Linked DNA regions of Mus musculus: region 2 is linked to region 1. Evidence: chromatin loops called from intact Hi-C (ENCODE). Cell type or tissue: gastrocnemius. All regions are shown on one strand. Links, peaks and the distances in the headings refer to the core of each region. The heading gives the core; the rest is flanking DNA. Region 1 overlaps Ncmap (noncompact myelin associated protein). Region 2 has its middle 13 kb from the start of Ifnlr1.

Region 1 (15,900 bases), core at 5,393-13,392:
CTGACTTAACGGTGCTAGGCAGGCACTCTGCCAATTGAGGTATCTGCACTGATCTTTGTTTTGTTTTGTTTTGGTTTTGGTTGAGACAGGGTCTCACAACCCAGCCTTGGCCAACCTTGAATTCCTCTGGAGATCAGGGCTTCGCCTAACTATTGGCATGTCGGGGTATTCCATGACCATTGAGAATGGGCCCACCTGGAAGCCTGGCAGCCTAAGACAGCCACAGGAACTGTTAAGCCAAGGGAAAGCTATGGCTGGGCTCCGTCCAGGGAGACAGAAGCTCAGCTGTGCCAGTGCTAACCCTGCCTGCCAAGGTCGCCAGGGTCACCAAAGCCCTTGCTTTGCTCTGTTTTTTTTTGTTGTTGTTGTTGTTATTTTTTTAAAGATTTATTTATTTATTTACTTTATGTATGTGAGTACACTGTCGCTGTCTTCAGACACACCAGAAGAGGGCATCAGATCCCATTACAGATGGTTGTGAGCCACCATGTGGTTGCTGGGGAATTGAACTCAGGACCTTATGCTTTTCTTCTAGCTCCAGCCTGCTCGATAGCTGCTCCCTAGCTGTTGTTGTTCTTGCTCCAACCCATTTGCTGTTGTTGTTATTTCTGTTTATTGGTTTGGTTTGGGTTGTTTGAGAGGAGGTCTCAGGTAGCCAAGCCTGGCCCTGTAGCAGTGGGTGACCTTGAGCTTGTGACCCTCCGATCTCTGCCTCCTGGGTGGTAAGATTACAGGCACACACCACTCTTCATTGCCCCAGAGCTCATCCATTAGGCTAAGCCTGCAGTCAAGTGAGGTTCAGAGATTCCTCTCTGTCCATCTCCCCAACACCACGCATGGCTTTTACCCAGGTTCTAGGGTGTGAACTCAGGCGAGCACCTCACTGGCTGGGCCGTCTTCCCAGTACAGAATTCCGGTCTCCTTTGTTTGATTAAGTTAGTTCCTTGACAGTTTAACACTTATTTATGATACATTTAGCTGCCTCTCCTTTCCCCATCTCACCCCCCCACACACACACACCGGTCTCCACCATCCCTTCCCTCCCCAACCCCGCCCTCCTCCCTGTCTGTCCCTTTCCCAGATTCATGACTTTCGGCTTTGTTATGTGACCCATTTCGTTTAGTGCCTTCGGTGTGACTGTTGCATTGTGACTACCCACTGAGATCTTTTGGGTGCTGTTTTGATTTTAATGTTTTATTACAGCTATTTATTTTGGAGGGGTCCGTACATCATGGCACACATGTGGGGAACTGCTAAGGCTTACAGGCAAGTGTCCTTACCCACGAGGCCATTTTGCCAGCCCTGGGAGCCTGATTTTTTTGAGACAGGGTCTCAGATTCACAATATAGCTGAGACTGGCTTTGAACTTCTGCTCCTCCTGTCTCCAAGTCATGAATGCTGGGGTTAGGATCATATAACACCAGACCCAGCTCCAGCGTCCTGTTTTGTTGTCGTTTGCTTGGTTTTGGTTTGGTTTGATTTTTCTTTTTTTTTTTCTTTCTTTTTTCGAGACAGGGTTTCTCTGTGTAGCCCTGGCTGTACTGGAACTCACTCTGTAGACCAGGCTGGCCTCGAACTCAGAGATCCATCTGCCTCTGCTGCCCAAGTGCTGGGATTAAAGGCGTGCACCACTACCGCCCGGTCTCCAGTGTTCTTTTATGTTTTTTGTTTTGTTTTGTTTTGTTTGGATTTTGACTTTGAGACAGGGTCTATGTAGCTCTGGCTGTACTGGAACTCACAGAGATCCACCTGCCTCTGCTCTCCGGGTGCCCTCTGGGTTTTGATCAGAGTCCAGGCAAAAGAGATGCTCAGGGTCTGAAGCCTGTGAGTTTCTACACTCCTCTACCTGGCTGTCACCTGAACTCAGGGACTCCTCCTTGTTAGACAACTCCCCCATGTGTGTCACAGCACTCGGTGCTCTATACAGGATCTACATACGGATCTACCTCCCTCTACTCCCCAACCCCCCACCCCTGAGATTATACACAGACAGGCAGGCAGATAGACCCCTCCACACCCAGCCTTTTTCCTTGGGTCCTCATGCTTTTGGGGCAAGTGCTTGACTGACTAAGCACCACGCACCCCCCCACCTCCCCCTTACCCTCTCTCCTCCCCCACCCCAGCTCTGATTTTGTCTTGATTGGACTGCAAGCTGGGCGAGCGTGGAGACCATCCAGCAGGTTCGGTAAGGAAGCGAATCTGTCCAGTGCGGCTTTGTGCCAGCTGAGGGCTTTTATACATATTTCATTTTATCCTAACAGCAAACCCACGCTGTCTCAGCTACTGTCCTGCTGCTATGATAAAGCACCCCGATAAAAAAGCAACTTTGTGGGGTACTGGGGAGATGGCTCAGTAACCACTGACTGCTCTCCCAGAGGTCCTGAGTTCAATTCCCAGCAACCACATAGTGGCTCACAACCATCTGTAATGGAATCAGATGCCCTCTTCTGGTGTGTCTGAACGTAGGACAGTATACTCACATACATAAATAAGTCTATTTAAACAAACAAACAAACAAACTTTAGGGAAAAAGGGTTTATTTTGACTCCCGGTTCAAGGGCACACAGTCCATCACTGCGTGGGAGGCATGGTGGTAGGATGTGGAAGCGGCTGGTCACACTGCATCCAGAGTCAGGAAGCAGAGCATGACAGTTCCCCTCTCCTTTTGTATAGTCCAGAATCCCAGGCCAGGCAACCCTCTTCCCCTTCCTGAATGTCCTTTGTCCCCCCACCCAGTCTGCATTCCCACAGTTGAGCCCAGCCAGATCTCTCTTCCTCTCTCTGCCTTACCAATCTCTGTAGAGTAAATGGTGCCGATAAGCCCCCAACATAAGCTTTGGACCCAGGGCCTTCTGCCTTCACCCCTCTCCTCTAAGACTCTGAGCTTCTCCCTCATAGCTACTTAAAGGCACCCGAATGGACAGAGTGTCATAGTTCTGTAGCGCTCTGCTCTGTGGTAAACATGCGACTCTGGACTTCTTGGTAAGGAAATGAAGTCCCTGCTAGCCTGTTTAGCAACAGCCCCTCCTGGCCAGGGTTCTCTGACACTCGGAGCCAGCTGGGGACACACAGTTCCCAGAAACGTACAGTGACAGGGTACCTTCCCTGCTCAGTACCCTGACACATCCAGGGCGTCTACCCAGCCTCTTCTGTGCCCAATACATTTGTCTGGTCTCTGCACACCTCAGAGTATCTTCCATAGTCCCTACAGCCTGCTGAGGGAGACAGTGGGGGCTCTGGGAAGCACAAGGTGCCTGGGTCTCCCTCTGATACTTGCAACTGTGATGAGTTAGGTTCTTGGAATCTAAGGGTCCTTGGGTGTGAGGTAAAGGGGATGCGATGGGGCTTCAGACAGATGAGAGTGTGAGGCCTCAGGCACAGAGCCATTAGGAGTGTTCACCATGGCCACTCCAGCTAAAACACATGGAGGCCCTGGCCACAGCAGGATGGCCTGCCCACAACTGAAATTCTTGGGATCCTATCAGCCTCTAGACACAGCATATACTCAGCCTCTGGGACCAGAATATGTGCCACGTAGATATTTTTCACAAACCAAGAGGACATTTTCACAAGAGGACATTTTCACAAGAGGACATTTTCACAAGAGGACATTTTTCACAAACCAAGGCCCTGAGCTCAGCTCTGCAGAGAGTGAGGCATCAGGTCCCAGGACTCTGAGGTCTGGAGAGGATCCTCAGAGGTGAAGACACGGGGTCCGGCAGATACGGGACAGGCTGGGACAGGATGCCCAGACAGACAGGCACCTAGAGAATGCTGAACCCATGTGAGAGTCACCAGGTACTGTAGGGAGCCCCACAATATTTTGAAGGCCCTCCAATGAGATTATAGCTTATTTTAAAGTCAAAGATAGGGAAGCCGGGCCGGTGGTGGCACACGCCTTTAGTCCCAGTACTCAGGGTTGCAGATCTCTGAGTTCAAAGCCAGCCTGGTCTACAGAGTAAGTTCCAGGACAGCCAGGGCTACAAAGAAAAACCCTGTCTCCCAAACCAAACAAACAAATAAAGTAAAATCAAATCAAATCATGGTTGGGGAATGGACAGTTGTGGGCTCTCCCCCTTGGAATCTCAGAATATAGGAGGCTGGGGTCAGAGGATCATGAATTTCAGGCTCACCTGGCCTATGACATAAGACTGTCTCAACAAGGAAAAAAGAAACTGGGCAGCACTTTTTAAGGTGGAAGAAAATGTGACCCCCATGTTAAAAAATAAAAAGTCCTTAGAGGTATGGTGAGAAATATTGACTCGACAGAATCCCACAAGAAGCAGGCTTCATGGCCTGTCTATGAGGACGTCCCTAAACTAGGATAAGTAAAATGAGCAGATCCGTCCGAAATTCTACCAGCACCACTGGGTACCCTGGGAGAGCAAGGGAAGATGTCACCTGAGTGCCAGTAGCTACCACCATGCAACCGACTCCTGACCGGTCTCCTTCCTCACTCCAGACACAGTGTGACCAGCCAGCCACCTCTTTGCACCAGCCCCTCCCCTCCATGACTGTTGTACCCTCAACAGGGCCATGAGCCGTTGAGGGTCATAAGCCCTTCCTCAAACCGTGAGCCAAATAAGCCCTTCCTTACATTGACTTTGTCAAGAGTTTTGTCACGGCAGCAAGCAAGGAACTAATACTCTCTTTTGTTGAGCTCCTTGAACTCCTGCCCCTTCTACTTCACCCTCTGGGTGCTGGGATTACAGGTGTGCACCACCTCGCCCAGTCTATGCTGTGATGGGGAATCAAGCTACAGCCTTGTAGGTAAACACTGCCAGTTGAATTGCTTAGCAGGTAGCATGAAGATCCAAGCCCGTCTGGGTCCAAACCGTTATTGTTACTATACCTCACTGGGTATTCACTAATAACTTTATTTGATAGAGTCCTCTCAGCCTGAGGTGGAGACAGTCACCCCATTTTACAGCAGAGCAAACCAAGGCCAGAAGAGAAGGGAGTTCTGTGCCCACAGTCTCTTGTCTAGTCAGTGAGGGAGTCCAGAACCAGTCCCTGGCCCTCTTGACCACCCCTGGCTGTGTTCAGAGCATTTCCTGTCTTCCACTGTGCAGTCCTTCTACCCTCTCTGTGACCCTCAGTGTGACCCTGCACAAATGACGGTCTGCCTCTCTTCCCACCCACTTTCTTCCCGAAGCTTCCAGCCCCACAGAGGGATCCGAATGGCGTGCCCATCCCCCCCTCCCCTCAAACACACAGCCAAGCAGGAGCTGCTACTGCAGCCCCAGAGGCTGTGGAGAAAAGGAGGTGGCTTGCCAAAGCAAGAGCACAGGTTTACATGAGGCTCCGGTCCCCGGACAAATGCCCCTCTGTACCTTCAGGCCTATTGTGACTGGCAGCCGTCCAGCGCTCACCGCGGGCAGCTTCAGAAGTTGGGATTGGTCTGTCTGCAGTCCTCGCTGCAGCCCTGCCCTGCCAGGTCCTGACTTGGGCAGGAAACAGGGGGTGTACTCTCTCTGGAATAGAGACTGTGCTAGGCAAGCCAGCGTGGGGAGGGTGAGGGGCCACACCCTGAACCACTCAGGAAGCCCAACGTCTTAAGGTAGTGAGCAGCTGAGAGGAAGGTCACTGGGTCCCGACTGTCCCATTCCACGGGACAGAAAGCTGTACACTAGACGGAACAAGTGACTTTGGAACAGTCCCGCAGCCAATGAGCAACAAAGGTAAGATTTAAATCCAGGACCCCTCCCTCCCTCTCAGGCCAACATTCCAGCTATCAGGGTCTCTGCCATGCTCCCGTGTGAGGCTACAGATCAGGAGATATGGGCTCCCTGAAAGGGTGGCCTGCCTAGACACTGGAGCACTGGGTTCCTGGGACACCGTGTCTCCATTGAGCAGAGCAGTGAGTCTCAATCTGCCTACGATGCGACCCTTTGATAGAGTTCCTCGCGTTGTACTGACCCCAACCCTGAGATTATTTCATCGCTACTTCATAACTGTAATTTTGCTATGGTTATGAATTGTGATGTAACTATCTGAGAGGCAGGATATCTGATATGAGACATTACCCCAACGGGGTCAGGACCCACGGGTTGAGAGCCCCCACCCCAGCGAGCTTTTCTCTCTGTAAGTCACACATGGTAAGCACTTGGAGCCTGCCACGTCCTCAGGAATGGCAGAAGGAGAGGCAGGAACCCAAATCCAGACAATGTCACACACGATACACGGCTCTGTGACCCCAGCACTTGGGAAACTGAGGTAAGGGGTGGAGTTACAGAGTAAGATCAGGCTGGACTCAAACTTCAAACTTGTAGCAGTTCACCGTGTAGAGTAACCGGAATTATTATAGTGATCTCCTTTTTGTTTAAAAAAGATGTATTTATTTATTATATGTGAGTAGATTGTAACACACCAGGAGAGTGCATCAGATCTCATTCCGAATGGTTGTGAGCCATCATGTGGTTGCTGGGAATTGAACTCAAGACCTCTGGAAGAGCAGTCAGTGCTCTTAACCACTGAGCCATCTCTCCAGCCCTGCTTTCCCATTTCTAACAGGCCTTATTTCTTTTTCTTTTCTTTTTCTTTTTTAAAAAAGATTTCTTTATTATTATTATACATAAGATCACTGTAGCTGACTTCAGACACACCATAAGAGGGCATCAGATCTCATTATGGGTGATTGTGAGCCACCATGTGGTTGCTGGGAATTGAACTCAGGACCTTCGGAAGAGCAGTCAGTGCTCTTACCCGCTGAGCCATATCACCAGCCCCAGGCCTTATTTCTGAAGACAGACAAAAACAGGCTGGAGAGATGGCTAGTGGTTAAGAGCTCTCTGGTTACTCCTTCAGAGGACCCAGGTTCAATTACAACCTCCACACGGTGGCTCCCAACCATCTATAACTCCAATTCTAGGAACTCTGACACCTTCTTCTGACCTGGGCACCAGGTAGCATGTGGTGGATAAACACAGTCAGAACTCTCACACACTACAATAAGATCAATACATCTAAAAACAATGGGGGAGGCCCGCTGGAGAGATGGCTCAGTCAATGACATGCTTGCCGCACAAGCGTGAGGACCTGAGTTTGACACGCCCCAGCAACCACATAAAAAGCTGGGAAGCAGGCAGTGCCTTTCATTCCAGAGCTGGGGAGGCAGAGACAGAAGGATCCCTGGGGCTCACTACCTAAGCCAGTATGTGATGAACTTCAGGCCAGCAAATGATCCTGTCTCATAAAACCCGTGGGTCGCACTTGAGGAATGACACCCAAGTTAACTTCTATCCTCCATATGCACACCTGTATGTGACTGTGGGGTGGGGGAAAACATTACTATTATGTGTATATATGATGTGTGCAATGTGTGCACATGGGGGTGTGGGTGCATGTGTGTGTGCATATGAGCGAGAGAAGTGGGGGGAAGGGAGAGTGAATGACTTTGGGGAGTCGGTTCTCTCTTGGGTCAGGCTTGTGCTCTGAGCACTGTTACCTGCTGAGTTATCTCTCCTGCCTCTTGCTTTCAGTAAGTGACTCAGTAACTCCGAGTTCTCTCGCTTCATGGGAGCAATACTGCCACGGCAGCAGGGCACTAAAAGAGAAACGGGGTGGGGGTTCTCGACAGGCCTGGTTGTTACTGTGGGTCAAGGGCGAGTTATTTTATGCCTCTCTTTGCTGTTGCTGTACCCTGCTCCACGCTTCCTCTCTACATGCATCCCGAGGCTCTCTTGGTCCTCAGTTTCCCTGATTGTAAAGGAGAAGGCTGTGGACACAGGAGCAGCTGCCTCCTGGGGTTCTCATGGAGGATGTGGCAGATGAGGAAGCACTGGGGGGGCCGGTGTTGAAGTAGAAGTGAAGATCTCTCCCTTGGCCTCGGCGGGGAGCTTAGATTCCGCTGTAGCTCATCTACCTAACCCCAGCAGCCGATCAGTCACCTGTCTGTCTGTCCAGAGAGTGGGGAGTGTCCGTGGCTGGTAGAATCCTCTCTCCCTACTCCCTTCAGACAGACATCTCACCCCAGGTACGTGCCCTTGTCTCCCGATTCTCCTGCCTATAGCTCTGTGTCGGAGAGTGCTAGGTTTACCACTACACCCAGGGCATGACCCTAGGGCAGGCCAGGGACGCATTGTACCAGTGAGCTATACCCCAGACACTGCGGCTTAGGTGGTTGTTGTTGTTGTTGTTAGACATAGCCTTCTAGCTCCAGGCTGGCCTCCAACTCACGATCCTCCCCAGTGGTGGGGTTCCTGGGTGTGTGCCATCACACCCAGCTACAGTTCCCATCTAATCTAATTCCCACAAGACCAGTGGAAAAGCTCTACTGGAACAGGTCCAAACAGGAACTGTGAAAGACAGGTAAGGTAAGGAGGCCTGGGTTGTAATGACAGAATTCAGGCAGGGATCGTGGACCAAAAAAAAAAAATTTTTGAGCCTAGCATGAGGGCACAGCTCTTGGATGACTGGGAATTTGAAGCCAGTCTGCTCTATGTAAAAAGTTCCAAGACAGCCACAGCTTCCCAAGTCTGTGTTTCTGAAAAGAAAATAAAAGCCATTATAAATATTTCAGGCTCCCGATAGCCCACTTTAAGGATTGCTGAAATGGAAGATATTTAACCAAGAAGAACGTTTTCAGAGACCACAGAATTGCTCTTTTCCAGGGTAGGAAGAAATCCTTAGACGCTTGGGTTCCGCAGGCTAGTTACCGACCTACCGCTAACTGCTACCGCCACCTGCTGGACAGAGGTAGAATTGCCACGCTGCTATCCGCAGTAGGGAATCCATGAGGTTTCACAGGTTTGGTTTGTGGAAAAGATGGTAAAAGGGAATAGGGCCAGCAGCGAGATTGGGGGTGGGGTGATGACAAAGTGATCGTCATTGTCTGTAGCTCCAAAAAGCGCCAGTATTTCGGAAAGTCGGAACTTTTCTTTAATCTCATTTAAGCTTCTTAATTATTTATTTATTTTGTGTATGTTTGATGATGCATGGGTAGAGCTTAAAGGACAACTTGTACAAGTCCCCCCTCTTCATAAATCATGTGGGGGTTAAACTTGGATCATCAGGTTTGGCAGCAAATGCCCCGATTTCACGTTTTAATTTTTTTTTTTTTAATTGCTGAGGTAAGGGTTTCATGTAGCCCAGGCTGAACTCATACTTAATGTGTAGCCAATGATGACCTTGAATTTCTGACCCTTCCATGTTTCAGGTGTGACACCATTGATACAGTGCTGAGGACTGAGCCTGAGGCTGCTTCTTTTATTTATTTATTTATTTATTTGGTTTTTTGATACAGGGTTTCTCTGTGTAGCCCTGGCTGTCTTGGAACTCACTTTGTAGACCAGGCTGGCCTCGAACTCAGAAATCCGCCTGCCTCTGCCTCCCAAGTGCTGGGATTAAAGACGTGTGCCACCACGCCCGGCCTGAGGCTGCTTCTTGTGTGTTAGGCAAGAGTGTTACCTACCGGGCTCTGTCGCACTCATGGAAGCCGAATCGCTTTACTGAAACTCTGGGTTGCGGGTGGATATTTGTGAGTTTGTCTGCTGGGGATTTGGTTTTCTTGTCTTCTCCAGGGAGAAGCTTGGAAGCACAGGGAGGGCTAGGGCGGAGATGTATTGAGGTGTTGGAGGGGGACAGCATTTATCCTCCTGATAACAGTTCTTACACTTGACCCCAGGGGGAGTCAAAGGGAGGATGAGTCAGTATGTAAAGGGTCATGACCTCCGCCACTTCCCAGCCCAGCCCCCACACAGGACCAGTTAACCAGCAGAGGGAACAACCGGCTCTTGTGGAGACGGAGACGCTAGCTTGAGTAAAGTTAGGCTGAAGTATGTCAGAGTGTGTTCAAGAGCCGGCACGGTAGGAGCTGGGATCAAAGCTGGAGTAAGCATTCTGGCTCTGTGAGTGGAACCATCCTTAGCCATCTTGGGTTTCTGTCCATCTCAATACTCACGAAGGCCATCTCTTCTGTGTGTGTTCTCTGGGAAGCAGTCTAAGGGAGGGGGAGGGGATTCACAGTGACTGGCTGGGCGTCCCAGAACTCAGCCTATGGCCTGGTATAGCTTTGGCTAACAGCTACATTAGGTGGGGCTCCTGTCTACTCTGCACCTCGGATGCCTCCTCTGTGCAGTGGGTGCCGTGGCTGCACCCTCCCCTCCAGAATGAGGATGAGGGTGGAATAGGATCCTGCCTGGGGAGGCCAAGAGCCATGCTCATTACCGTAGTTGTGAAATTAGCTGTGGTCTGGAAAGGCCAGCCTTGCCGTCCCGAGTATCCCGACGTCCCACGGCCATGGGCATGCACAGTCCCCTGTCTTGGGTCTGGCTTGGTTAGCTACGGTTGCTGGGGCCCCCACACATGAAAGCATCCACACCCGTAGCCATCAGTGTTCACCGCCCTCCTCCCACCTTCTCTGATGTGGCAGGAACAGAGATGCCATTGAGAGCTGTCGCTGCCGGCATGAGGCAAGATCGGCTCTGGGGTTGCTCACTGTTCTTCTTGAAGGAGGAGTGACTGGCCGCCACCGGCACCTGAACCCAGCACCCAGGAGGTGAACCCGGACGGACCTGAGGAGGATCCTGTGTCCTGTGTCCTTGGGAGACTACTCACTGGTCAGTGTGTGTGTGTGTGTGTGTGTGTGTGTGTGTTTATACATGTGTGTATCTATGTGTATACATATATGTATGCTTGAATGAATCTGTAACGATGCGAGGGGGTATGAGGGCATATGTATGTGTGTATATGTGTTTATATGTGCATATGTACATGTGTGTATATTTATAGGGGAATGAGTGGGAGTGGGTATGAGGGTGTATGTATGTTTGGCTATGTGTTTATATGTGTGCATGAGTACACATGTGTGTATGTTTGTGTGAATCAGGGAGTGGGTGGGAGTGGGCATGTGTATGCATGTGTGTGTGTATGTGTGCATCTGAGTGTTACTGCAATGACTGGTCACTGCTCCCACCAGGTGCATCTCAGGGCAGAGGGGTGGCAGAACACGGGCATTCCAGGGGGCTGCTCTTCAGTTTGCAGACTAACTGAGCACAAGAGTGAGCTTTGTAGCTCTGAGCCTCAGGTCCCGATGGGAAGCCATGGGAAAGGAAACCCTGTTTTCTGTGGCATCTTGTACTGGGAGCAGGTACTTGTACTGGGGTTACACAGAAGGTTTGGGCAAATGCGCCTTATTAGCACGTCTGCCTCACTGTGGCGTCAAAGGCAGGGGTCCGTCTTCAAGAGCCGAGCAGGGAGCCCGCCATCCTGATTTCTCATCTTTAGCCTATGTATTTGTTTATTTCTTTAGAGAGAGTATCTCACTTATCCTGGGCTAGCTTCAACTCCGTTTGGAGCTGAGGATAACCTTGAAATCCTGACCGTCCTGCCTGCATCTCTGCGGCGCTGGGATTACAGGAATTCTCACTATGCCCAGGCTCACTGAACTCCTAATAGCAACACATTCCAGGCTTGAGATGTTGCTCAGTGGGCAGAGTGCTTGCCTAGCAAGCGTGAAGCCCTAGGCTCAGTGCACACACCTATAATCCCAGCAGCGCTGGAGACGTGGCGGCCAGAGGGTCAGTTCAGGCTCATCATTAGCTATATAGTGGATTCGAAGCCGACCTGGAATACATGAAGTGCCATCTCAAAAAACAAAAAGTAGTGCTCACAGCTTAGTCCTAGTCTCAGCTCCCTTAGGGCCAGGCCTTTCATTTTCAGACAAGCAGAAGCTGGGAGGGGTTCTGTCCCTTGCTGCCGTCCTCCCACTGGCAACAGGGAGATGAGGCTGTACCTGGTAGACAGAGCTAAAGAAGAACCAGACGAGGCTATATCTTCAGGGGGCGACAGGGAGTGTGCAAAGACAAGGCAGGGACACTAGCTGTGCTTTCTGACTCACAGAGGCTGTGGGACAAGAGAGAACAACCTTGCTAACGCTGTCTGGGTGGGAGTCTTCAGGGAAGGGTGGTGGCTTGAGGCTGTGTTCTTCCTGCTGGGGAGTATGTGGCCCACCCCAGCTTGTCTAAGGCAATCAGGTGACCAGAGCCCGGGACAGAAGACAGGGGAGGTCTGTAGAGCCCTGTACGTTTCCTGGAGGAGGAGCTGAGCCATGGAGGCCCTGAAAAATCACAAGAACCAGGGTGGGAGTTAGGACCCTGAACTCGCAGTGGGGCAGAGAAACTGAAGGGAGAGCCTGGCCTATAGATGAACAGGGCCAGGCCACCAAGATCCGTCTTATGGTAGTAGTTGACAGAGCCTCCAAGTGAGTGAAGATGGCCTCCCTCATGTCTCAGGCAGATGCCTGTCCCTGTTTCCATTGTAGCTGGGAGAATGTTGGCGGAAGGGCTTGGGGGCCTTACTCTAGAGCAAGGTTCTTGACCTGTAGGTCCCGACTCCTTTCACAGGCGTCGCCTGTCAGGTATCCTGCATATCAGATGTTTACGTCACGATTCCTAACAGTAACCAAGTTGCAGTTATGAAGTAGCAACGAAAATAATTTTACGATTGGGGGTCACCACAACATGAGGAACTGTATTAAAGGGTCACAGCATGAGGAAAGTTGAGAGCCGCTGGTCTAGAGAGTAGGGGGCTGAAACCTGAGGCAGCCAGAACAGAAACAAGAGGAAAAGGCGGGTTCCTTGTCTCAGCAATCCAGCGGAGCTGGCACATGTCTATCTGTATAGCTATCTCTGTCTCTGTCTCTATCTCTATCTCTGTCTATCTCTATCTCTCTATCTATCTCTCTCTCTATCTATCTATCTACGTCTATATATCTATGTATCTAAATATCTATGTCTGTCTATCTAGATCTAGATCTGTAGATCTATAGATAGAGATATAGAGGGATAAAACCCAGGGCTTCACATACCAGACACTTGCTCTACTACTGAGCTAGATCCTCAGACTCTAAAATAGTGAAGTGAAATTTTGCTTATTTCCCGTCTTTTCCTGACCCCTGTAGTTCAGAACAACCAATTTAGAGCACCAGCCTGCTTCCGAGGCATGCTCGGTCAATCCTGGCATTCCCTCCTGGTGGCGAGACATCTAACTATGCACCTCCCAACCCACCCTGACCTTACTGGGTTGAGTTTGTCTTCCTACTAGTGACCTAGGAGAAGTGTAATGAATTCACACTGCTTTGAAAAAAAAAAACCCCACAAGTTTCTAGGCTGGAGAGATGGCTGAGTGGTTAAGAACACTGGCTGCTCTCCCTGAAGACCTGGGTTCTATTCCCAGACTCTACAGGGCAGCACACAGCCATCTGTAAATTCAGTCCCAAAAGGTCTTATGCCTGCTTCTGACTGCCACCTGCACCAGACAGACAGACAGACAGACAGACAAGTGAAAGGACTCATACCCAAAAAATAAAGTAAGTCTAAATAAATAAAAAATATTTCAAAAAGAAAAACCAAGTTCCGAGTTCCTTGCCAAGCAAGGTGGCGGCGCACATCTGTGATCCCAGCCACCTGGGGAGGTGGAGTTCAAGGTCACCATCAGGCTGCCTAGGCTATGTGAGACCCTGTCAGAAGAGGTGGGAGGAAGGGAAGGGAGAAGGGAGGGAGGGACGTTCCTTACACTTCTGGGGTACTGCTTTTAGGAACAGGCCTCATCTTTACTTGCTGTCCAAAGAAACTGTGTGTTTGAGAGTTCTAGGATCATCCAGGAAATGAGGGAAAGAGGCTTTGTACGGGCATGGTAAGACTAATCCAAGGTTTTTTGGTTTTGTTTGTTTGTTTCTTTGCTTTTTGATTCTTCAGCTGACAGCAAGAGGATTGATTGTGCATGAGTTACACTTGGCCACAAGAGAGACCAGAACTAGTCCAGAGTGCCAAAGGTCCAGGGCAGAGGGCCAGCGGGACTGTTTTGGTCCTAGGAAAGGCAGTCATTTTCCCAGGTGATTGTGACGAGGTGACGTTGCAGGTCTCCTGAGACTTACTACCGACAGCAGCACACAGTCCGACAGCTTGTTCCGGTGTCCCGGCCTTGAGCATCCCTCACTTCTGCTCCCGCAGGCGTCGTGGGGGCACAGGCTGGTTTGCTTGGCCCTCATCCTCATCTCTTTTCTCTTGCGCTTCAGCCTGCGCATTCTCTTCTTCCGCCTCTTCCCTCTCATGGCGCAGGAATCTCAAGGAAGGTGGTGCTAAGACCGAGAGCCTAATCCAAGTTGTAAGCAAAAGTTCTCCTTTGTTTTCAGCAGGGGCGAGATGACCACAGCCACCACTTTGGGGGACGCCGTCTTCTCGCTGAACATGACCAGGGGAGAGGACGCCCTGTATAAGAGTAAGGTGGACTTGGGGGAAGGTGGCCAGGGCCAGTTCTGGGGTCAGCTTCCTGGTCCCATCACTTGCCAACCCTACATGGCTGCTTTGTCCTGGGCCTCAGTTCCCTCACCTGTGAGACAGAGCATCCTAATGAAGACCCTGCAAGAGGTTGTTGTGAGAGTGTAAATGAGCCCCAGGAGGAAGGGCCTGGTTCCTGTAGATACGCACAGCACATTAACCACCCCAAGCGCCGTGGCACAATGAGCTGCTGCTCCTCTTTGTCTCCAGCAAGTCCTGGAGTCCAGGGAGGGATGGGAGTTCGAATCTCTCAAGAGACTGAAGTGGGTCTCCTTGAAAAGTTAACTGCTTGCTAAGTTTGGTAGTGCACACCTTTAATTCCAACACTGGGGAAAGCAGAGGCAGGAGGATCTCTGTGAGTTCAAAGGCCAGACAGGGCTATCCAGAGGGAGATTCTGCCTTGAAGATGACAACAACAGAATTAAAAGGTAACAGCTCATTTACTATTTTTTCTCCCCCTGCCCCCTGTTTTTGAGGGTTTCTCTGTGTAGCCCTGGCTCTTCTGGACCTAACTCTATAGACCAGGCTGTCCTCAGACTCAGAGATCTGCCTCCAGAGTCCTGGGATTAAAGGCGTGCAATACCACTGTTCAGTTGGTAGAGCGTTTGCCCAGCAGACCCTCATAAAGGCCTGGGTTTTATTCCCAGCACTGGCGATGTGGGAACGGGAAGATTGAGAGTTCAAGGTTATCTTCAGCTACACATTAAGTCCAAGAACAACTTGAGCTGTACGAGACCTTGTATATTAGTTTATGTCTCTACTGCTGTAATGAACACCATCGTTAAAAGCTACTCGGGGAGGAAAGGGTTTATTTTAGCTTAAGGCTTACAGTTTATCGTCATGGGAACCTGAGAGGCAGGAACAGGAATGCAGGAACGGAAGCAGCGACCAGGGAGGGGTGCTGCTCACTAGCCTGCTCCTATGGCCTGCTCAGCCTGTTTTCTGATACAACCCAGGACCTCTCACCTCAATCATTATTCAGGAAAATGGCCCTGCAGACACAGGCCCACAGGCTGATCAGATGGAGGTAACTCCACAGCAAAGTGTATTCACCGTGACACCAGAAACGGAGGGATACCAATGACTTCAAGATCCTGTTCCTCAAAGGATGCCCCCCCACACACACATACTGATTAGTTACATATGGTTTTGAGTCTTTTATGATGGGGAAGAGAGCCATATGTGTTCTTTGTATTTGGCTTTTTTTTTAATATAGCATGAGTGTTTGCTAGCATGTAAGTGTACTGCACTGTGTGTAGTACCTGTGAAGGCCAGAAGAGGGCGCCAGATACCCAGAAACTAGAGTTACAGCCGGTGTGGATGCTGGGAATGGAAGCTGGGTCCTCTGGAAGAGCAGCCTGTACTTACAAACCACTGAGCCATCTCTCTGGTCTTGTATCTGGTGTCTTTAGCTGAACCTTGTGTTTCCAGTCATGTATGTTAGTGTTTTATAATGTTGTAGTCTAGTCTCCGTGCCTGAGATGGTCTTAAGTGTTCCTGAGCTATTTATAGTTTCCAAAAATCGTCATTGAAAGCATTCCAAAGTATTTATTTTATGGGCTAGACTACCTTATTAACCCACTTAGCATGTCAGTAATTTTGTTAACAGACAGCCTTTTGT
Region 2 (15,900 bases), core at 5,204-13,203, 290 kb before region 1:
GCCATCTCTCCAGCCCCAAAAGGATTTTTTTAAAAAAATTGTTTGACAGTGCTGAGGATTGAATCAAAGGCCTAAGGCATGCTATAGGCAAGCACACTGCCACCCAGGCCCCCTGGAGGTCATGTCTCACTAAGTAGCCCAGGTTAGCCCTGAACTCACTCTGTCACCCACACACTTTCATTTGCCTTGTTGTCCTGTGTCAGCACCTCACATAGCCTTTTCCTTTAAAAGCCTCTGCTCTCTAATCATGTTTTTAAATTTTAATTAGAAAAAATTAAATCTGTATACAAAGTAGCGGGTCCTATTTTCCCATGAGAAAGGTCACTCTTATTCTAAAACTAACCATAGCTGTGTGGATCCACAACCCTGAAGGTGGAGGGGTTTCAGAAATAAAAGGTTTTACTTACTGAGTCTGACTGAGAGCTGGCTAGCAAAAGCACTGGCTTGTTAGAGAGGACAGGAAGCTTTGGGGATGGAGGAGTCAACGGGAGGAGTGTGGCTTCCACGGTCCCTAAGTAAACAATCTTGGTTCTCCTCAGAGAAGGAGACCAGGACAGCTGTCTGAAACTATTCTCATTCATTTTCTTCGCTTTCCAGTCCATCTCATGGCCCCTGTCATGACATAAGAATCAACATTTTCTCCTCCTTTCTCTACCCCCTCCCCTCCCCTCCCCTCCCCTCCCCTCCCACACTCTCTTCCTCTTCCCTCCTCCCTCCCCCCCTTCTCCTTCTCTCCTCTCTACAGATGTGGAAACTTCCTTCTGAGAGCCTAGTGAGCTGGAAGGTGCAAGACTCAGACCCAGTCCCATTCAGAACCTGGCCTGTCAGACTCCCCGGTCACACTGCCCCTGGGTCACTACTCTGTTCTCTGCCTGGGCATTGGTGACAGCTGGTCAGGTGGGACAAAACCTACAAAAGAGGACCAGACAAAGCAGAGGAGCTCCTGAGCTTCAGTCCTGACCCAACACCCAACGCTGGGTCCCACCTGGCTCTCAGTTCAGGTCTCTCTCACCAGCTCCTGGGAGAGATGACTTTTCACAGAATTTGCTGGATCCAAAAGTTACCCTGAGTTCAGCCAGGGCGACAGACATTTGGGACACACAAACTGTTGTAGAATTTCTGCCTTCAGGTCCTGCAGCCCTGCTTCACCCTGCTTCATGGACGAGAGTGGGAAGAGTTTAGTGTCTTACCCCTCCTTAGACGATCTGACTTCTCCACCCTGCAAACCTTTCAGACCTAGAAGCCCGCCAAGCTAGGAGACTGGCCGAGGGGACAGGGGTCTCTATTTACTAAGTCGAATGCCCCGCCTCCGTCTCTGGCTCTTTCCCCACAGATCTGCCTACAAGTTCTCCCAGGCTTCCCCACCCACAAAATCATTTCAATTAGGAAACTGTGTCCACATGCCTTGGTTTTTGAAAGGATATTTTGTGGCCACAGTCTGGATAAGTTAGAATGCCCAAACCAATTCTACCTAATGATGATCTTGAACTTCCAATCCCCCTGCCTCCACCTCTAGAAAGCTGGGGCTGTCAGCATGTGCTTGCCTGACCTGAGAGGTGTCAGGGGTCTGTGCACTCTATTAACTGAGCCACATTCCCAGCACCTCTACTGATGTCACCTTATCGATAAACGTTGGTGGCACTTTTTATTGGTCCTTGTTGCCCTGCGGTGCTACAGGATGCTATAGGACAGATGTTTTAACGTTTGCTTCTGTAACCTCATCAGTGACTAGTGCTAATATTTCCCTTTAGCTGGTGGAACTCATGGGTTATATATCACACAGCTAAGTATAATGACAGCTGAATTTAGACCCTGTCTGTCTGCCCTCAAGACCTGTGGTTTTTAGACTTCTGCTATTCACCTTCTAGACAGCCAAGGGCAATCCAGATGGAAAGCCCCAAGTATTAACTTCTTCCTGATTTGCAAAGATCACAGCCCCTGGCTGTAACCAGTGGCTGGCGCTATGGGTACCAAATACCAGACCTGCGGTTAGGTAGGGCTATTAAGTGGAAGTAACTGTGCTGCAAAGTGTTCTCAGTGTCTGGGGCAGGGCGGCTGGCAGGTCTGTGTGGCTGGACCAGCCAGTCTCAGGGTATGAACAGCCAGTTTCAGGGTATGAACGGGCAGTCTCAGGGTATGAACAGTCAGTCTCAGAGAATGAACAGCCAGTCTCAGGGTATGAACACCCAGTTTCAGGATATGAACAGTCAGTCTCAGGGTATGGACAGCCAGTCTCAGAGAACGAACAGCCAGTCTCAGGGTATGGACAGCCAGTCTCAGAGAATGAACAGCCAGTCTCAGGGTATGGACAGCCAGTCTCAGAGAATGAACAGCCAGTCTCAGGGTATGGACACCCAGTCTCAGAGAATGGACAGCAAGTCTCAGAGAATGAACAGCCAGTCTCAGGGTATGGACAGCCAGTCTCAGAGAATGGACAGCAAGTCTCAGAGAATGAACAGCCAGTCTCAGGGTATGGACAGCCAGTCTCAGAGAATGAACAGCCAGTCTCAGAGAATGAACAGCCAGTCTCAGAGAATGAACAGCCAGTCTCAGGGTATGGACAGCCAGTCTCAGGGTATGGACAGCCAGTCTCAGGGTATTGACAGCCAGTCTCAGAGAATGAACAGCCAGTCTCAGAGAATGAACAGCCAGTCTCAGAGAATGAACAGCCAGTCTCAGGGTATGGACAGCCAGTCTCAGAGAATGGACAGCAAGTCTCAGAGAATGAACAGCCAGTCTCAGGGTATGGACAGCCAGTCTCAGAGAATGAACAGCCAGTCTCAGGGTATGGACAGCCAGTCTCAGAGAATGAACAGCCAGTCTCAGAGAATGAACAGCCAGTCTCAGAGAATGAACAGCCAGTCTCAGAGAATGAACAGCCAGTCTCAGGGTATGGACAGCCAGTCTCAGGGTATGGACAGCCAGTCTCAGGGTATGGACAGCCAGTCTCAGGGTATGGACAGCCAGTCTCAGGGTATGAACAGCCAGTCTGTGGCTTCCTTGAAGCACTAGGTCATGGGGTACAAGTCGCTCCAGGGCTTGTGTGAGCCACCCCGGCACACTGCTGGGTCACAGGAAAGAACACCTTCCACCTGTGGTGCCATCTCACTTACCCATTTAGAACAGACTCTATCCTAGGCCTAGAAGTCTCCTTGGAAAGTTACCTGGAAAGTCTCCAGTCCATAAAGAGCTTCGAGATAACCTCCCAGTAGCCAAAAGGCCTCAGCCTACCCCACAAGTTCCCCTCTGGATCTCTGTTCCAGCCAGAGTCACAAAGGTCCCCCTTTTTGCTCCTGTCTTTAGTCTTGTCTAATACTATTTATTATCTGTGCCCAGAATTTTCTCCCTGGTTTACCCCTCCCCCGCCTTTTTGTCAAACAGTCAACACCTATTCTTGCTTCTTCCTCGGGAGCCTTCTCTGACCTTGGCTTTAGTTTGCTCTCTATTGACTTGTGCTTTGTATACTGGGAGCAGAATCCCACAAACTAGGCAGGTTGTTTTTCTAATAATACCCACGACAAATACCTTGAAGAAGCAACTTGAAGGAAGGAGGGTTTATTTGAGCTCAGGGTCTCTGAGACCCACTTCAGTTCAGCTTAGAAGAAAAGGTAGAATAACCCTGTCTGTGGGAACAGGAGTGTGACGAGGTGTCTGTTCACGGTGGTGGGAGCACGAGCCGTGGGTAATGGTGGTGAGAGCATGCGCTGTGGGCAAGGAGCCACACACATGTTGGCATCCCAGGAAGCAGAGAAATGGCTCAGAACCACGGGCCCATCTCCAGTGAACTATTCCTTCCAGCCAGATCTTGGAGCCAAAGACTCCATAGCCACCAGAACAGCACCAAAACCTGAGAGCTGGACATTCAAACCATAACCCTGAAGCCTGGGGTTGGGGGTCAGGCAGTAGAGTGCGTGTCTACTATGATGAAGCGCCGGATTAGATTTCCCAGAATGCCATGAGACAAGCACAGTGGCTCATGGCTGTAACCCCAGATATCAGGAAATGAAGACAGAAGGAACAGGTTCTCTGTGACTACATAGTGAGTTATAGGGCAGCCTGGGCTACATGGATTCCTGTCTTAACAACGGCTATCATCCCAAACCTAACCCAACCAAACTAAAAAATCAGGACGCTAAGGGCCCCGAGTCATATTAGATTCAAACTTTAATAGCAGGTGACTTCTAAAGAACAGAAATCTGTTTCTCTGGGAAGGCCAAGGCCAGCGTGGCAGCATCTTGCTTTAAGGCACACTCTGCTCTCAGGTGGAGAAGAGCAGGGAAGAATCTTCCGCACGAAAGCCATTTTTATGGTGACTGGAAACCTGTTCGTGAGGGCTAAGCCCACACAACCTGAACACCCCCATTTAGCCTCATTTCCCAAAGCCACTGCGTTCGGGGCGATGTGGATTTGGGGGATAAACTGTTATCATAAGAGAAATTACTTTTGTGTGTGCTTTTAAGAATTCCCTTCCTTAGCCGGGCGTGGTGGCTCACGCCTTTAATCCCAGCACTCCAGAGGCAGAGGCAGGCAGATTCTGAGTTCGAGGCCAGCATGGTCTACAAAGTGAGTTCCAGGACAGCCAGGACTATACAGAGAAACCCTGTCTTGAAAAAACAAACAAACAAACAAACAAACAAAAAAAGAATTCCCCTCCTTAATACGGCCTCAATGACAAGGCCTGGCACACAGCAGCAGTCCACTGAGCAGTGAACAAGAAAACTTTTATTGACTGGGGCTCGGTCAGGAACATTCCACATACTCCAGTCACTTAGTCCTCCTCTTGGCTTCTGGCTGGCCCATGCACCACTCAATATTTACTGAGCCGAATTTGGCTTATGACTCATTAAACCTCAGTATCAGAAAGTCTTCGAGGTCACACTTCCTCCCATGGCTGAGATTTAATAGGCTCTCGTTTGATATCAGGTAGGTAAGGAGTTATATATGAGAGACCCAGGAAACTGTGGCCAGGTCAGAAGACCCTGTAGTGGGTAACTATCCTTGAGGCTGAAGTTTGATTGTCCCTGCTATATCAGACACTACAGCACCAGGGCGGGTTTTGGTTTTTTGCTCCCCCCCCCCCCCCAACTGCTGCACATGCATACCATCATTTCTTTTCTTCTTTCTCAGATGATACAACACCCCGACAAAAGCAGCTTAAAGGAGAAAGGGCTGTTGGTCCTGTGGTCTGCCTCTCCTCTGGAGGTATCCGGAGGCCACAAATATACCGGTTCGGGGAAGACGGGGCAAAGTCCGGAAGGTGGTCCTCAGTGGAGCCTCCCATCCGGTGTTAGAGCGCCTGTGTCCACCCGGCCAGAAGGGGAGGTCGGGGGCCCCAGGACCAGTAAGATCCCAGTCTGGTTAAGAGTGAGTGCCAAGTGCAGAGAACTGGGAGAAGAGAGAAGAAGGAGGAGGCTTAGTGTTTCAGCTAGCTTAGGTGAAGAAAGGCCTTCCCAATGGCGATCTTCAATGAAGCAGCTCTCTGAGACAATCTTAGTTTGCTCATATTTCTTTGTTGGCAGTGGATGAATGCATAAGTCTTATTCAGAGTGAACTGGGGAGTATATAATTTTGGGGAGGGGCATGAGAATATTTAGGAAGGGAGGTCATTTATCGCTTCATTTAGCTGGAGGAGGTGTTCCAGGGGCTGTGTTATTTGACTGTGGTCACCTTAGTTGAGGATGGTGGTTACATGATGCAGAGTGAAGAACCAAGGTAGCTTCCCCCCAACCCCCTTTCTGCCTGCCCCAGTCCAGATGCCTCCTGCCTTTGAAGAGGGCAAACAAAAGGCTGCCTGTCCTAGCCTCCCTCTCAGCCTTAACCCCTGGCTGCACTCTCTCTCCAGTTACATCTAACAGCCAGCACTTCCCTGACGCAGATGACTCCTGCCTTTGAAAGAGACAGAAATTCCTTGAAGTCATCACGCCCCCCACTCGTGAGCTGTGGAAAAGAGGCAATTAGGTGTTCCCAGACAGCTGTGATGGGTTTGTAAAACTCCACTAGCCTCCCATAAGGGAGTGAGTTATTGTGGTAAATCTCCAACCCAAATAAGCCCGTGCAAGGAAAACACAATTCATATGGATACAAGCTGCGCACCTAGATTGGGCCGATCACCACTGCACTACTCTATCCCCCAGCTATGAGATCCCTGCCACTTGCGGTTTCTCTAGGCCACGTGCTTCTGCTCCATTTTCCTTCCACCTCCTCCTCTTCCGGCTTCCTCTCTCTCCTTCCTCTCCGCTCTCCCCCTCCTCCTTTCTCTCCCTTTCTCTAAAACTTTCAGCTCCACCTTTCCCTTCCACTGCCCAATCACCAGTTCTAGCCTTTATTTTACAAGATAAAATGGGGAGAACGTTCACATGAAGTCACGTGAGTTTGTGATTCACTCCTTGTCCGAGGCAGCCTCTCTTGGGGAAGTGGAATTAGCATCAAAATACAAACAGGGCAATTTATAACAAGTTATTTCTTCCCAGGTCAAAAAGGTCCTTTTTCAGCTGCATGTCTGAACAAACATTATTGGTCCTGAAGGATGGTATTCCTTCATCCTCTGCCCAATCATGTAACACCAGGGCTCGAGAGCCCCATATATACCCTGAGCCCCTCATTTCTAACCTGCAGAGCAAGGAAGGCTGTGATCCGATCTGGGTCTAGACTCTGTGTTTACATCGGTGGCACGATTTCTGGCGGTCTCCTGGGGTTCCCAAGAACTGGGCATAACAAGAGCAAACATGGACATAGAGAGCAGGCAGCCCTACTCCCACCATCTTAAATCTCTGAGATTCCTGCGGTCTGAGCATGCTCCACCTCACCAATCCAGTGCCCATCTGGTGGCACAATCCACATGCCCTACAAGGGTGTATTTTGGCTCACAGTTGAAGGTAAGTCAGTTCTGTCAGGGAAGTAAGTCCAAGAGCTTATAGCAGCGGGTCACGGCATAAGAAGGCAGGAAGCAGAGAGGGATAGAAGCATCCATACAAGCACTGGACTTGCTTTCTCCATCTTTTACAGTCCAAGATCCCCTGTCCCCCAAGCCATCCCCCACACAATAAGGTGGCCTTTCCCACGTTAATTACTGTCATCAAAATAATTCTCTATAGGGATGCCCAGAGGCACTAAAATCTCCTAGGTGATCTTGTATTCTGTCACACTGACAGCCCCAGCCATTACCCTCTGTGCCCTACATGATACATTGTCACATTGATACATGATACAATGTTGTTCCCACCACCACCACCACCACCTGTGCACTTTTCCAGAGGATCATGGGAAGGCATACTGTAACAGGAAGATCTGGACCACTATGATTTGGAAGGGAAAGGGGGTCACTTTACCACCTCATAATCTCCTAAAAACGTCCTCACTTACATCGTCTCAGCTTTTTGGCCAGGCTAGCCAATCATTCCAGGCTAGCCAATCAATGAGCTTCAAGTTCAGTGAGAGACTTTTGTCTCAGAACATGAAGTGGAAAACTATTGAGGATGACATTGGACCTCGGCATTTGGCTTCCATATGCACTCGCACAAGCACATTCGCCAGTATACACGTGAACACATACATACCACACACACTCCACATATAAACAGCAAGTTCTGCAGCTGGTGAGGTACATGAAGAAGGGTGTACCTCAAACCACCTTAGGCAAAACATAAATTCTACAATCCACCACACTGGGAATTTCAAAGGTGGGTGTGGCTAAGGTGGGGGCCTTGGAGGGCGGTCTGGCAGAGAAAGTTTCTGATTGGCTGATTTGGAACACGTGCCCCTAACCAATCTGTGTGACTAGAAGGATGGGCTGCCTTCATTGGTCAGTCTAGCTAGTAGCTATAGTGGGCTGGAAGATGCTGTGTGGACAAACAACTGATGTGACTGTCCACACCAACCTTGTTCACAGAAGTCTCCTCCAGTGACCTGATGTCACCACACTTGGGGATTGCTAATTCGTCAAGAGCCCCAGCCTGAGGCTAGATCAGTCCTCACACTTTAAGAACACTTACTTCTGATTCCTGCTCTCATGTACCGTGTGTGATGGTCTGTCTGTCTGTCTGTCTCCGGGTGGCTGGAATTTTCGTCCAAAAGTAACAACCACCAAATTTTTGCAAATAAGTAAGAAACAAACAGAGTAGGTTCTGTTGGACTGAGAATGAGTGGACAGGAAGAGGCACGGTGGCCTGCAGAGTCGCGGATTCTTTCTTCCCCCTCTCAGTACCCACTGCTTCCAGAGCAGCTCCTAAGTATACACTTCTTTCTCCGTGTCCTTTGTTCGCTGTCTACAGCTAGGCTGAAGGTAAATCTGCACCCTGAGTCTTTGTCAAGGGCTGTTGGGTTAGTGGGGTGTCCCACATCCAATCGGGGCTCAGGCCGCGGGAAGTTTTGACTGCGCTTACCCCACAGCGCCCCGCAGGCATCGGGCTATGAAAAGCCGTTGGACACTGCTTGGGGGGGGGGCGCAGTCTGAGGTCCCCAGGGACTGCTGGAGCTGGCTCGGGGGTCCCCAGGCCTGCAAGGAGGCTGGGGTCGTCTGGTTCCCGAGCTCTTGGACACCCAGACTCGGCTGGATGCTGCGAAAGAACTGATTGGGGGCCTGCGGGCTGGATGTAGTCCGGGGTCGATGAGGAAAGGCAGGGAGAGCTTGGGCTGGGTTCCAGGGGGGAGAGAATCCTTGTCTTGTTTGGCAGAGTGGCTTGGCTTGGTGGAGGCCATGGCTGGGAGCGCTGAGAGGCCTCCTGCGAGAGATTAGCGGAGGCTCTTTAGGCAAAGGCCTGCTCCATTGCTCCCCAAGGCGATGAAAAGAGACAGTCCATGGTTTGAAGGCATTTATTGTCATGGCGGAGAGTTGTGCTGAGTAAAACCATACCCCACTTTCTCAGTGCCGCCCTGAGGTTAAATACCTTTTGCAGAGAGGAGTGTCTGGGAACTGGAGTTTATTGGCTAAGCCTCCAGGCCTTCAGGTACCTCATTAAAATGGAGGTCTGTCTTGAGGCTATGAGACCACAGGTCAAATCCTCTACCTCTGGAGGGGCTTGGGGCGTTGCCTTTATGTGAGTGATGACCACAGAGCTATGAAGAGCTGCAGCCTTATGTCAGAAGCCTGGTGTCCAGGAACATGGCAAAACGCCTACCGTTTCTTGCAGGGTGATCTCCTGCGAGGCCACCAGGATTTCCAACCTAGCTCAACCAGAAACTGGGCTGCCTTTCACCATCCTACAAAGGGCAGCTGAGGCTCAGGGGGATGTGAGGTGTGCAGATTCGGCAGACAACATTTTATCCACTCCTCTGAAAGCTGAACTGAATTACCACCATTGTATACTTAGTTGTGATTCATTCCAGAGATCCAAGATCACAATTGTGGATGCTCATAGCTTCTTTACTTACAAAGATGAAAGGGGAGACCACCACACTCCCACTAACCAGGGAGCAGGGCAGCAGGTTGTGGCATATCCATTCAATGAAATCCTATTGGGCAGTAAACTAATGAAGTCCTGATGCTAGCTAGCCACAGCAGGCGAGCTGTGGGAACCAAGCTGTGGGAATGCGGGTGCCAAGGGAACAAAGCCAGTGTAAAAAGCTGTGTGGTGCAGGATTCAGCTTCCATGTATGATGTGGAGAATGGGCAGGTCTACGGAGATGCTAAGAAAGTTGTTAGCTGTTGTTAGGGGCTTGAGGGGGGTGGGGCAGGGAAGGGAATGTGTCTGTGTCTGTTCCTGGGTGCACAGTTCGCTATTGAATTAGATGTTGGTGATGGATTAATATACACAACGATGTGAATGTATTGAAACTGTACATGTTAAAAGGGTAACTTATGGGGCTGGAGAGATGGCCCAGAGGTTAAGAGCACTGGCTGTTCGTGCTGAGGACCCAGGTTCAATTCTCAGCACCCATATGGCAGCTTATAACCACCTGTAACTTCAGTTCCAGGGGACCTGACACTCTCTTCTGGCTCCTCAGGCACCAGGTACACATCTGGAACATCTGGATAGATACATGCAGGCCAAACACTCCTGCACACATAAGTAAATACACATTTCAGGCTGACCTGTTTGGGGTGTGAGTTCTCTCAGGTCAAGAGGGCTCCTGTGGGTGCACAGTTTGTGAATGGCGGAAGTGCACTTTGACCTTCATGGCTTGTGGCTGCTTTAGAACAAGCCTAGGATTTCTTACCTTGTCTTGGACCTGACCTTGGGCCAGCATCTGACCTCAGCCTGCTATTCGGTGAGGTGGGATGGGACGGTCTAGGCCCTGGGGTATGGAGGAGTCTGATACTCATACAGAGATGGTGGGAGTGGAGGGGGAGAGGCATTCCCATCGGAAATTCCCTTCCTCTCTCTTTCCTGTAAGAGCGGCCAGGCTCTTCCAAACCTTATCTGCCCTTCCAAGCTCTCCACAGAGCTCCCAGGTCTGCAGGTGCAGCCCAGGTCTGCAGGCGCAGGACAGACATGCAGAGGCAGATACCCGAGTGCCCAGCTTGAGGCTCAAATGTCTGCCAGAACCTTCTGGAAAAATCAGAGTCTGTTCCAGGACCCACTTCCCACTGACCTCCTTAAAAGGTCTCTTGTTTCCCCTTGGCTGATGTTTTGGACCTACTGTGTGCAGCAGTCTCTTGGGAACATTCTCTCTGCTTCCTTTTATTCTTCCTTTCTTTACTTCCTGGTTGTACCTTTTCCAAAATGAAATTTAAGTTACACGGGGTGTGTACCAATACGATTTCTTTTAGATGCCTTTAAATAACTCTGACTCAACATTTTCCTCCCTTCGCATTGAGAGGGTGCTCTCCTGCATACAGTCTTCCTTGGTTCCTGTGTGCTATAGTTGACCCATGCCCATGGATGAATAGCTGAACACATGTAATTTTTTCTTCATGGCCAACACCCCAGTTATCTTTCTATTCTCGACCCTTGTGTACCTGGGCACACGTTTCTCCAGGACAGATACTGCCCTGGTGTGGATCTGTTGGGTCACAGGGTGTGGACATTTAACATCTCAACAAACATGACCAACTGTTCGCCACTGTCACTTAGCCAACTAAATTCCCACCAGTAGAACACTCAAGACCCTTTCCCCAACTTCAGTGCCAAGTCTGGAACTCATCCGACTTAAAATGTCTTGTCAATAGGTGTGTCTCAAGGCGTTGCTAATTTATATTTCCATTGGTGTTTTCTAGGTTGCTGGAGTCAGAGGGGAACTCAGAAGTTGGGGTTTGATAATAATAAACCCAATTGTATTATCTGCTGTGTGACCTGGGACACAATCAGGGACCATTCTGGTCTTGGACTTGTTCTTGTATTGCAGAGGACAGTGCAGGAGCAACCACACATTTAGAACTTACGGAATGTGACCCACCAGTTGGTACAACCGCAATGGTGTGCTGTGGGGCAATGGGCTATACACAGACAGCCTAGTCTTCAGTCGAGCTGAGGTCATGAACTCTGGTAGGACCTGGTGGTGATAATTCACCTACATGGGATGGAAGGCATTCCCTCATGTCTCCTGGACCCCTGGCTCCTGTTGAAGTTACTCTTGTTCACTCCCCGCCAAGTGGGGTCAGTGGCTTCACGCAGCCAGATGCCCACTCGGGTCTAGTGGAAAGTGTCCAGCAGTCCTCCTGTGTCTGCCCACCTAGAGCACAGGAACTCTGGCCAGATATGGGCTCTCCCCCTCCCCCTATCCCCTCCATCCCCCAGGCCCACAGTGTGTCTTGGAAAGGCAGAGCCCTGAGGATGTCGTGTCCTGGGGATGTCATGCTCTCAGTTGTATGAAGACTCTAATGGGTTTCCAGCCCCACACTGGGTAGAGTCACTGACTCTGAAAAAGCAGTGGTTGATCTTCCCCCAGCATTGCCCCATTGCTGCTGGAGCAGATTAACAATTCCTCCACCCCACTCAGAAAGAACTTAGAGATGTATATTGTTAGCCACGATCACTGATCACCACTCGGAGACAGAATTTGGAGATCTAGATGGTTGGTAAAGCTAGGTTAAGATGTCTTTTGCTAGTGGCTCTGATGTAGAAAAATCTTAGGGATCAGTCTGCAGCTCAGAAGGACACACTCTTACCAATTGAGCTAAGGCCTTTTTAAGGTCAGGGAACAAGAACAATGGCAGCACTGGCTGACTCTTGCTGAGGCCAGGCTGGTGAGCAAGGTAACAATTTTGTACCCATTTTTACCGTCAGCTTCCTGATATAATTTAATGAGTAGATTTTCACCTCGAGGATTAAAAATAGAAATCACTGATTTTTTAATATAGAAACTTGGATTTGTGATTCTTTTAAGATTTTTCTAGAAGATTACTTTTTAAGATAAATAATAAGACGATTAATCCTTTGTGACCACAAACTGCTGCCTGTCAGTAAGAAAAGTTGACTGAGAAAACTACCTTGCTTGCTCACACTTTGTTAATCTATAACAAGATACTTAGTTACGAATGTATGAGGGTTCTTGGGAATAATTTGGTTTTTTTTTTTTTTTTTTTTTTTTTACCTGTACTACATAATGTTATTTCTTGTAAAGGTATTAGGGAACACAGTGGGTTGTTTTTTTTTTTTTTCATAATCAGTCACTAGAAGAAAACTAGAATATAGTCACATTGTAATTCTATACCACTTTAAAGGTTTACTGAAATATATAAGCTACAGGGGAAAAATAAAGTTGTTGAAGCTTGCTTGTTGGAGTCTGGTCCATCCACCAAAAATGTGTGTATGTGTTATATGTGTATGTAAAGTGATTGGAGCTTTACTCCATCCACTAAGTATGTGAATGTCTGTCTGTCTGTCTGTGTAAAGTTGTTGGAGCTTTGATCCATCCATCAAATGTGTGTGTGTATAAAGTGGTTGCAGCTTGCTTCATCCACCAAGTGTGAGTGAGTGTGTGCCTGCCCAATATCATCACTGATCCCACATCCCCTCCTTGGATCTCTGAACACATTGCCAGAGCTGGTCTTGTATATCTGTCTAAGAAACTTGGTCCGAACATTCTTTTGCCTTCTCTTCAGTTCTGTTGTCTTGCTCTTCCTGCTCCCCGTGACTGCAGAATACTTGGGTAAAGTGGGGTGCTTAGAAACTACCCTCTTGCCGGGCTTGGTGGCGCACGCCTTTAATCCCAGCACTTGGGAGGTAGAGGCAGGCGGATTTCTGAGTTCGAGGCCAGCCTGGTCTACAGAGCGAGGTCCAGGACAGCCAGGGCTACACAGAGAAACCCTGTCTCGAAAAACCAAAAAAAAAAAAAAAAAAAAAAAAAAAAAAAGAAAAGAAAAGAAAAGAAAAGAAACTCCCCTCTTGCAGCACACACATAAACACACACACACACACACACACACACACACACACGGGCATGTGCACGCATGCATGCATATGCACACACATGCACATTCTCTGCCTCCCCCGCAAAGATAATAAAAATCTAAAAACAACTACAATGTAAATGTACTGGAGCCTTGGGCACAGCCTGCAATCCTCGCCCCTACAAGGTTAAACAAATGTAATCGTGAAGCTAGCTAGTCTTCAGAGACTTCCGCTACCATTTGTAGCTGCATTTTTCAAAGACATGCAACATGGACAGTACTTAGATTCTGTAAGAAAATTTCACTGAGCATATATCTTATAAGATCAGGATACAACTCAAACCTTCATAATAAAAACAAAACAAAAAGCCCTTCCAATTTCTAACGACTTCAGAGTTGTTCCGAGTAGAAGGAATAAAGGCCTGTATGTTGGAGCATGACCCTCACATGCGTGGGTGCGTGCTTTATTCACTGACGGATGGACGAATCCAGCTAGGAGGGATCAAGCCACCCGGACCAGCCTCCAAACCCCACTCCTTGCCCAGAAGCATTTTTAGATAATTGCATACACTTCCTAATATGAACACAAGGGGGCACCATACACCAAAGGAAAGTGACCCACGCTGCAAGCCTGATAATTATATCACCAGGTCAGTTTTTTGGCGCGGGGGCGGGGGGGGGGGGCGGCAGGATAAGACCAACATCCTTGACATCCTTCCTACCTGAAAGTTTTGGATGTGTCCATCGGAAGGCTCTGGGAACCAGAGGGGCACACTAGGGAGGGAGATGGCAGGTAACAGCTCTCAAGCAAGCCTGGCTTGGCAGCTTCCGCTGTGTATATATGTTCTTCGCGCCAACAATACTATTATTCTGGGCTTCCATTCTTTCTTATCCATCAGATCAGAGTGAGAATTCCCTTATCTTCCCTTCCCTCTATGAATCCTCTCCCCCCACCTGTGTTTATTTTATGCAAAAGAGCCCTGAGAACACCAGGGAGCCTCAGGCTGAGACTAACCTTTGAGGACTATAGTGGCAAAGGCTGGTGAGGCAGCCAGGCTGTAACCAGCTCCAGGTGGTAGCAGCTCAGGAGGTGGGAAGAAGTGGTCCTAGTCAGGAGCTTACTTCAAAAGCAAAGCCAGTGAGAGCGACTATGAGTTCGGATGAGAAGCTAGAGAAGAGGGCAGCAGGGACGATATTGGTATCATCTTCAGTGGACCGAGACCTTCTATTGAGTGGAGGAGATGGGTTTAGGGGTTCATATTTAAATGTGGTAAATCTGGAGTGCCACTGAGGTCATTCAACACATGAAGAAAGACAGGAGACGAAAGGACCAAACCTGATGCCTTTCTCGAGGTCTCTTGAAGATAACAAGGCTCCAGCAGGTGGACCACGTGAGGCGTGAAGACCAATTCGTGGCTCCGTCCATCCCTTGCGGCACTCCTGGCAGACATTACCAATTCATCCCCACACTCAGGATCCTCCTCAATTTAGAGCTCGAGACAGCTGCTACCAAGAGCTGAGGCCAGGATCAAGCCTTCCTCAGGCTTGACAGAGTCTAAGGATATGGTTAAAAACAAGCTTTTGAGTAAGAGGATGCTGGCTGAAGGCTCATATCTCTATCAAATTCGCCATGACCATTCAAGAAAATTGCTCAGTTCAATGCTGAGGCCATTGCGAGCATCTAACCAGCAAGAGAAAAAGCAGCAGCAAAGATGTCGAACTGTTGTGTCAGCCAGAATGTTCTAGAATTAGTCTCCATTGCTTGCTGTTTCGGACCTTTCCAACGTCGGTGGAAGAGTGTAATTCCTGGAGTGTCCAGAGGGCGGCGATCTTAACACTTCTTTGCCCACAGAGATCCAGGAAGTGGGTGGTGACTTTTACCTGGAGAAAGGTCTGTTGATGGTCCTAGCTAAGACTTAACCCTTCTGGGTACAATGAACAGAGTTTCTGCCCACCCCACCCCCTTCACCCCCCATCGGTCTGGTCCTCTCAGACACTCTTCTTGCTCTCCTTTGGTTAATAGGTTCAGGCCACGCTGTCCAACTACCCCCAAGGTGTCCATCCTACCTGGACTTCCTGTCCAGTCTCCCAAACTCAAGTGATCTGACATGTCACCCGTGGGCCACCTTCCTGTGCAGGCTGGATTCTCTTCCCTGCCTTGATACTGCAGAGGCCTTCCTGCCCTGTGTCCTCCTGTATGTGCCCAAGCTTGGGTCACAGGCAAGCTGAGAGGAACCTAGCCTTAAGTACTCAGTCTCCTGATAGCTACAGACACTGACTTTCGCCAGTCACACACCACCACCCTCCTGCCCTCATTGTCAGTGCCTTGTCCAATGCTGGGCTAGATGCTAATGGAGAGATGCAGGTGCTGGGCCTCTTAGCTCTCCACGTTATCCTGACACAGAGGGTGGCCAGCCAGCCCACTGGTTGCAGCTTGGCTTCTGCAGGCCTGGTAGTGTCTCTTGAGACCACAGCCTCAACAAATTGCAAGCCTATTTATTTATTTATTTATTTACTTATCTAGCTATGCAGCCCACGGGAGTTTTGAATTTCCTAGCTCTCTGCTTTAGTCCCCCCCCCCACCCCCCCACCCCCACCCTGCCAAGTGTTTCTAACAAGTGTGTTTATTT

The links. Peaks named below come from ENCODE experiments on the same cell type or tissue, not always from the same donor. Only the 100,000 strongest peaks of a DNase experiment are listed, where the experiment ranks them.
Region 2: a loop joins it to region 1, with 2.2 times the contacts of the local background. A loop is called at or near these places in 22 of 42 quality-filtered maps.

Annotation. Positions count from the first base shown.
Region 1 is chr4:135,375,311-135,391,210 of GRCm38, reverse strand. Ncmap (noncompact myelin associated protein) reads left to right here. Exons shown (of 5, transcript NM_145555.2): 2 at 10,373-10,559; 3 at 14,138-14,220. The coding sequence starts at 14,145. Among named protein-coding and RNA genes, the nearest start is that of Ncmap, 15 kb to the left of the region's middle. In gastrocnemius, for the core only: a CTCF peak has its summit at 8,691 (motif pointing left); a DNase peak (open chromatin) is centred at 8,693; H3K4me3 peaks cover 610 bases.
Region 2 is chr4:135,665,581-135,681,480 of GRCm38, reverse strand. No RefSeq gene overlaps it. Among named protein-coding and RNA genes, the nearest start is that of Ifnlr1, 13 kb to the left of the region's middle. In gastrocnemius, for the core only: no CTCF peak of the experiment used is centred there; a DNase peak (open chromatin) is centred at 8,637.